Regions from separate parts of the Homo sapiens genome. Here region 2 is linked to region 1. Evidence: chromatin contacts called from ENCODE Hi-C or POLR2A ChIA-PET data. All regions are on one chromosome and are shown on one strand. The core of a region is the stretch at or near the end of the contact, and the rest is flanking DNA. Distances in the headings are between cores, read along the strand shown.

Region 1 (3,756 bases), core at 168-2,667:
TGTGGGCCAGCCAGCCCCACCCAGAGGCAGTCTGAGTCACATCTTCTGCTAGGACCTGCCAAGCAGAACAGACATATTTTCCTCTCCAATCTCACGAAAGGTTTTTCTGCTGAATTCCCCGAAAGGAAGCCTTGTTTCATTCGGCACGGTTAATCTCTGTCTCATCACCTCCTGCGGCCTTTCCATGTCTGTGTGGTCTCAACGAGCACCAGAAATAAAAAAATGAGTGAGGATTTGGCCCCTTCCCCAAAACACTCCCACAAACAGTAAGTCTGAAGTGAAAGTAAATACAGTCGTGCAGGGTTCCTGAGACCCCAGCCAAAGAAACACACAAGGATAAAGTACAATGCAGAACTCTTCCCAGTTTGGGCTGCAAAACTCGAGATGGGACTGGGTCACAATTTTATAAATCACATATAATGCACAATAAAAAGATTTTAGGGCAGCATGGCAGAAGTCACCGTTTAGGAAAAGAAGGAATAGGAAGGCCTGGAAATGCTCTTAACTAGGTTACTTCTGGGGAGGTAAGTGAAATTAGAATAGCAATAAAGCAACAACTCCTGATCACCAAACTGTATTTGAGGACCCAATCACTATAGGTCCGACGTCTTGACAACCAATTCTTTCTTCTCATGGACAAAAACCACTTGATTAACAAGCCCCAGCTCGTTTTTGAGTGTCTCGAAACTCCTTATAGCCCCAGGTTCAAGCCCCAGTAAACCTCAGAGAATGAGCTTTCTAAGGAGGAAGGAATTGGGGGCTCTCACAACTGACCACCGAGGACGTGCAGCTAACAAGCGTGACTATGAAATCCAGCACACACAGCGCCAGGAAAGGTAGGATTCTCTGAAGCCGTCCTAACTGTGCAAGAACCCTGATACGAACAAGGAATCTGACAAGTCCGTGTGTCTGTTGTTACGGAGCTCATCTGCTTCCTGTTACCTAGCGGGAGAGGTGTTGAAACCTAAACACTCTGGTGTCAAAGGACCTGCAGGTAGAATGCACAGCCGGAGGCACCCGTGACCTGCGCGGGCCTCGGGAGCCTCGGAGCACCCATCCCCCGCTGCAGCCTCCTGCGCGAGCACCCTAAAAGGCGGAAATATTCAAGCAGCAGGCACAGGCAGTACCGGAGCCCTTCGCACAGAGCTTCTTGGCCTCGGGCTCCAGCTCCAGGGGACTCCTGCTCCTCTTGTTCCTGGGGCGTAATACAATCTCGGAGGTCTTCTGGGTTTCTGGGCGTTTCTTGGGAGCCATCGCGTCCTCCGTGTGAAGGGGTACTGTGCTCTATGCGAAGATCATGGAGGGAGGATTGAGAGGCCTCTGGGGAGAAACAAGGCGGGGACTACAAAACTGCGGGGCCACAGGTAGCCGAGCTAAGCCAACTTCCCGCCAAACATGCCCAGGGCTTGTTCAAACCAGCTTGGAGCTCCGGCCCCACCCGTCTCGGAGACCCCGCCCCTTCCTGGAAGGCGGGGGCGCGGGGAGGGGGTGGTGCCAAGGGGCGGTGCCAGCGCTCCCGGGAGGGGCGGGAACTGCGCCAGGGCCAGTGCCAGCCCGGGTCAGCTGACCTCCCTGGAGCAAAGATGGTCCCCGGCTTTATGGATTTTTTTTTTTTTTTTAGCAACAGGGTCTGGCTCTGTCGCTCACTCTGGAGGGCAGTGGGGCGATCATAGCTCAGTGCAGCCTCCACCTCCTGGGCTCAAGCGATCCTCCCACCTCAGCCTCCTAAGTAGATGGGACTACAAGCGTACGCCACCACGCCCGGCTAATTTCTCTCTCTCTCTCTCTTTTTTTCTTTTTCTGGAGAGACGGGGTCTCGCTTTGTTGTCCGGGCCGGTCTTTAACTCCTGGGCTTAAGCGATCATCCAGCCTTGACTTCCTGACACGAACCCTCCTCAAACGCGGCGCTGCCAGGCCTCTGCGGGTCCGGGGAGGAGGCCCGGTGCCAGCCAAGGCTCTGTCTCCCGCCTTGCAATTGGTGATGACGCCCGCTCGGGCTTTGGGATTGGCTGGTCCCTACAGGGTGTAGTTGGGGAGTGGCGGCTTTGTAGAGAGCTAGTGCCTTTCCTAAGTTAGAAGCTGGGCTCTACCAGCGGTCAGCTTTGCAGTCGGATTCCAGAAACTACAGTCCCATCGAATCCAAGCTGCTTCTCTGTGAAGGGAGAATGATTGGAACTCCTTGCCTTTTTTTTTTTTTTTTTTTTTTTTTCCTAGAGGCAGTGTCTCTCTTCCGTTACCCAGGCTGGAGTGCAGTGATGTAATCACAGCTCACTGCAGCCTTGACCTCAAGTTTCACTGATCCTCCCACCTCAGCCTCCCAAGTAGGCTTGCAGACCTGTATCCCCAAGCCTAATTTTTTTATTTTTATTTTTGTAGAGACAAGGTCTTGCTATGTTTCCCACGTTGGTCTGGACCTCCTGGGCTCAAGTGATCCTCCTGCCTCTGCCTCCCAAAGTGCTGGGATTACAGGCATGAGCCACCGTGTCTGGTTCTCACTGCTCTTTTATTTGTTTGGTCGTTGGCTGTTTTTATTTTTTCTTTCTTTCTTTCTCTCTTTCTTTTTTTTTTTTTTTTTTTTGAGACAGGGCCTCTCTCTGTCACCCAGGCTGGAGTGCAGTGGCAGGATGTGGGCTCAATGCAGGCTGGACTTCCTGGACATCGATCCTCCCACCTCAGCCTCCCGAGTAGCTGGGACTACAGGTGCGCGCCGCAACACTCAGCTAATTTTTGCATTTTTTGTAGAGACAGAGTCTCCCTAAGTTGCCTAGGCTGGTCTAGAACTCCTGGCATCCATCCACCTCGGTCTGCCAAAGTGCTGAGATTACAGGTGTGAGCCACTGTGCCCAGCCTCCTCACTGCTTTTTTTTTTTTTTTTTTTTTGAGACGGAGTCTCACTCTGTTGCCCAGGCCGGAGTGCAGTGGCACAATCTCGGCTCACTGCAATCTCCGCCTCCCGGGTTCAAGCGATTCCCCTGCCTCAGTCTCCGGAGCAGCTGGGACTAGAGGCACACACCACCACGCCTGACTAATTTTTTGTATTTTAGTAGAGACAGGGTTTCACCATGTTGGCCAGGATGGTCTCGATCTTCTGACCTTGTGATCTGCCTGCCTCGGCCTCCCAAAATGCTGGGATTATAGGCGTGAGCCACCATGCCCAGCCTCTTGGCCTCTCACTGCTTTTAACTAAGACTTGCCTAACCTGTTGGGTGTCCACCTAGGAGCAGCCTGGGACGTGATGGGCCAGAGGGCGTGCAGCCAGCGGTACTTAGAACTCCTACGCCCTCGCTTCAGCCAAAGTCCAAGTCTTGAAGGTTCACAGGTGAGGCCGCGCTGTCCTGCCTAGCCTGAGAAGAGACAGTTTGGATGCACCCTAGTTTCTGCGAAGAGGCAGGCAGGAGTTGGGCTTACTCAGGCATTGCTGGGCCTTTCCTCCACCCACTAAGCCCCGTGCCTGACAGTTTGTGGGGGTGGGAGGAGATATACAAAAATGCATTAATGGTAGGCCATCGCATTGGCTCAAGCCTGTAATCCCAGCACTTTGGGAGCCTAAGGCAGGTGAATCACTTGAGGCCAGGAGTTCAAGACCAGCCGGGCCAACATGGTGAAACCCTTTCTCTACTAAAAATACCATCAGGCGCAGTGGCTCATGCCTGTAATCCCAGCGCTTTGGGAGGATGAAGCAGGCAGATCACTTGAGGTCAGGAGTTCGAGACTAGCCTGACCAACATGGTGAAACCCCGTCTCTACTAAAAATAC
Region 2 (3,738 bases), core at 466-2,965, 540 kb after region 1:
TACAGGCATAGAGGCAAGAGAGAGAAGAAGAGGAGAAGAAGATAGCAGGAAGTAAAGGGGACAATGAAGAGAGCTAAGGGACTCCTTCCTTCTTCCTCCTGGCACTGTCTCCTTCCTCTTTCTGCGACTCCACACCAATCTCTTGGCCACCAGCTGGAATGTCAAACAGTGGATGGTGACAGCAGGCAGGGAAGGGGCCAGCTGCAAGGCAGGCCCAGGCAGGAGGCCGGCAGCAGGAGGAACAGGATGACACCCTTGGGAAGCAGTTGGTGATGGGCAGGGCACACAGATGGCCCTGCTGAGGGCTTTTTCGTACGAAGGTTCTTCCCATCTCCAAGGCCAGCACGTGAGTCTTCTCCAACTGGGCACTGGGCTTGACTGCCGCCACGGAGTCTCCAGGAGGTCCAAGAGTAGGGACTTCTGGGTCCCCATGGGAGAAGCCAGCCTCCCTTCCACCTGGCTCAGAGCAGGATGAGGGGTGGGAGCAGCTGATGCATGGGAGGCTGCTTATGCCCTGGGGCCACAAAAAGGGGGTGCTGCTGGGACTCAAGGATACTTTTACTGCAGGGTTTCCACAAAGGCATCAAACTCGCGGACATTCTTCTCATGCACAGCCAGCTTCTCTGGTAATGAGTCCTGTACCGGAAAGAGAGGGAAGAGCCGTTTATTCAGGCAGGGCCTTGAGGAGGCAGCCAGCCCAGTCCCGAAGAGGGGAGGCAGCAAGCAAGACGAAGCTCAGCCCTAGCTGGGCCGAGCAAGTGGGAGAACGCAGGGCAGCTGCGTAGGCACAGGGTAGGGAGGGGTATATGCATCAGGGCTTTGCAGGGGCTGGAGGATTAATGGAACGGCCTTGGGAGTCCAAGTGGGCCACACACTTAACAAAAGAGAAAAGGACCACAAGAGCAAGATGATTCAGAAATTAAACATGAAATATCCCTGGCACAGATCTGACTGACACTAGAATAAAATACCAAGTGTACAGCTCTACAAATTAAACAGTTTACAAAAGATTTCTTCACACCCTTTGCTGGGCATCGGGACCCCCTGGGGGGAATGTGAACCAGGTGGCCCCACTATACTACTGACATTCTGACACAGTAGCAGGTCTGTGGTAAGGCCTAGGAATCTGTATTTTTAAATTTTTTTCTTGAGACAGAGTCTCGCTCTGTCACCCAGGCTGGAGTGCTGTGGTGTGATCTCAGCTCACTGCAACCTCCGCCTCCCGAGTTCAAGCAATTCTCTGCCTCAGCCTCCTGAGTAGCTTGAGTAGCCTCCTGAGGCGCCCGTCACCAAGCCCAGCTAATTTTTTGTATTTTTAGTAGAGACAGGGTTTCACCATGTTGCCCAGGCTGGTCTTGAACTCCTGATGTTGTGATCCACCCGCCTCGGCCTCCCAAAGTGCTGGGATTACAGGCATGAGCCACTGCACCCGGCCAGAATCTGTTATCTTTATACCAGCTGAGGAAGGGGTGAGTTAGAGATTGAGAGAGAATGGTAAAGACAGAAGCAGAGGAAAACAGAACTGTGAGAAGTTTAACTGTCCTAGAGTATCAACTATTAATAAAAATGCGTCTCTACTGATGACTAAATGAACAGAAGCTGCATCTGCAGAGTTTCACCATCACAATTTCCTGCCAGTAGGGGTTTAAACACGACCACAAGGGAGCGTGGAGAGTCTCTTGCCTCAGAGTTTTTAATGTGGCCTGGAGACACCAACAGCTGAGGGTGGTTTGGGTGCAGCTTCCTGAAAGGAGAGGGAGGCCTCAGAACTGGCTACGGCTGTGGCATCAGTTGAGAGAATTGGAGCCACACTTTCTTCCAAGTGCATGTCATGATAGGCAAGGGAGTTTAGTGGTTAAAAGGCTAAATTGAGGAACCAGATCCTCTAAGATCAAGCAAAGCTTTGTTTTGCCTGGGTCTGTGTGACTATGAGCAAGCTAATCATTGTTGGTTTTCTCATCTGTAAACTGGGATGAGAAAACTTACCTCTTAGGGCTGTTGAAGATTCATGTAAAACACTTAGAAAAATGCCTGGCACTCAAAAAGCCTTGATTTTTATTTATTTATTTATTTGTTTTTGAGACAGGGTCTCACTCTGTCACCTAGGCTAGAGGCAGTGGCGCAAACATGGCTCACTCCAGCATTGACTTCCCCAGCTCAAGCAAGCAATCCTCCTGCCTCCACCTCCCAAGGCAGCTGGAACTACAGACGGATGCCACCACGCCCAGCTAATTTTTTGTACTTTTTGTAGAGACAGGGTTTCACCATGTTGCTCAGGCTGGTCTTAAACTCCTGAGTTCAAGTGAAGGCCTCCTCAGCCTCCCAAAGTGCTGAGATTACAGGTGTGAGCCACTGTGCCTGGCCCAAAAGGTCTTGGTAGTAGTAATTATTACTTTTTTTTTTTTTTTTTGAGATGGAGTCTCACTCTGTCACCCGGGTTGGAGTGCAGTGATCCAATCTTGGCTCACTGCAACCCCCACCTCCCAAGTTCAAGTGATTCTCCTGCCTCTGCCTCCCGAGTGGCTGGGATTACAGGTGCCCGCCACCATGCCTGGCTAATTTTTGTATTTTTAGTAGAGACGGGGTTTCACCATGTTGGCCAGGCTGGTCTCGAACTCCTGACCTTGTGATCTGCCTGCCTTGGCCTCCCAAAGTGCTGGGATTACAGGCGTGAGCCACTGCACCTGGCTATTACTGTATTGTTATTACTGGGCATGCTTTTCTCCTTAAAGCAAATCCAGGGCAGCTACCATAGGATCTTAATATCTATTTAGGAGGTGATCATTCCACCTCAAAGAGGGACATCTCCTGGCATGGGGCACCCAGTTTGTGGCTTGTGCGGGGCACTCTTCTGCCCCTCAGAGGCAGGAAGAGGAAATGCCCTAAGCAGAGATGGGGTCATTATAATCAGTATCAGGACATCTGGTCAAGTGTGAGAACTGCTAGATGACGGAGTGAGCTCTCTGAGGAAAGAGCAAGAACACAGATACTCAGGACCTCACAATCTCCTCTGCCCAGTACCACTGGCATCTGCCTGGAAAGCTAAATAGCTAATGCAATGGCTGTTAGAGCAACTTGGCCTAGTGGCATCTGCAAGGAGAAGACGTCAGGCACAGAACAACAGGAGCATGTAAGTAATGCTGAGAATGTGCAGAGAAAGAAGGAACCAAGCTCAAGCAAATTCCAGATAATGACTGCTGGGCACAATGCCAATCTCAAGAGTGATCAAAAGATAATTTTCTAATTATGTCTCTTTCCTATTACAGGGAAGATAGAAGGTGGTAGGCCTCCTAGGCCTTTGGCAAAGGAATGACCATCAAATAAGGATGCACTGTGGTAGAGGAAGACGTTTCCATACCAAGTCTTCAGCCATGGACTGTGCTCCAATATCTATGGAGAGGCTGCTCAGCTGAGGTGGGTTCTGAAACTCCCGATAGAAGGTCCCCAGGTCCATCGGAAGAATGTCATCTTTAGAAAAAGCTGGTTTCTTCAAAAACAAGACAGAGTCAGTTTAGCTTGCCTTGAACCACAGAGGAGATAAGCTATGAACAAGTCTTTCCTTCTAGCAATTATCAAAAGGTTCTTTCAGGCTTATCTTAGGGAGAGAAATCTTTACACTTTTCTCTCCCAGACTGTTCACTTCTAATGCTGGTGATAATATTCCTCTCCACTAGTTAAGTTTATGTCCCACTCCTTCAAACTCCTTGCCTAGCCACGAATAGGACCTAAGTGGGTATC

Evidence for each region. A loop is a pair of places that touch in the nucleus more often than their neighbours do. ChIA-PET counts read pairs that join two places held with the same protein, here RNA polymerase II (POLR2A). Pooled maps may share reads with other maps.
Region 2: a pooled map shows a loop between it and region 1 (6-fold over the local background). The contact joins the enhancer-like site here to the promoter of DDB2 in region 1. A Hi-C loop is called at or near these places in 3 of 50 pooled maps. POLR2A ChIA-PET finds 5 or more read pairs at or near these places in 5 of 52 experiments (B cell, Panc1, activated CD4-positive, alpha-beta memory T cell and 2 more).

What each region holds. Positions count from the first base shown.
Region 1 is chr11:47,212,635-47,216,390 of GRCh38, reverse strand. It overlaps DDB2 (damage specific DNA binding protein 2), which reads right to left and starts at 1,417. Exons shown (of 10, transcript NM_000107.3): 1 at 1,128-1,417; 2 at 1-55. The coding sequence starts at 1,254. RefSeq lists enhancers at 1,085-1,364, 654-1,853, 1,695-1,934, 1,141-1,976, 1,977-2,813 and a silencer at 1,415-1,624.
Region 2 is chr11:46,669,153-46,672,890 of GRCh38, reverse strand. It overlaps ATG13 (autophagy related 13), which reads right to left. Exons shown (of 19, transcript NM_001346311.2): 18 at 3,359-3,487; 19 at 1-636. The coding sequence ends at 559. Among named protein-coding and RNA genes, the nearest start is that of ARHGAP1, 30 kb to the left of the region's middle. Within about 2 kb of position 1,715, at least 9 of the 41 ENCODE cell types and tissues checked have a DNase peak (open chromatin) inside an H3K27ac peak, as active enhancers do.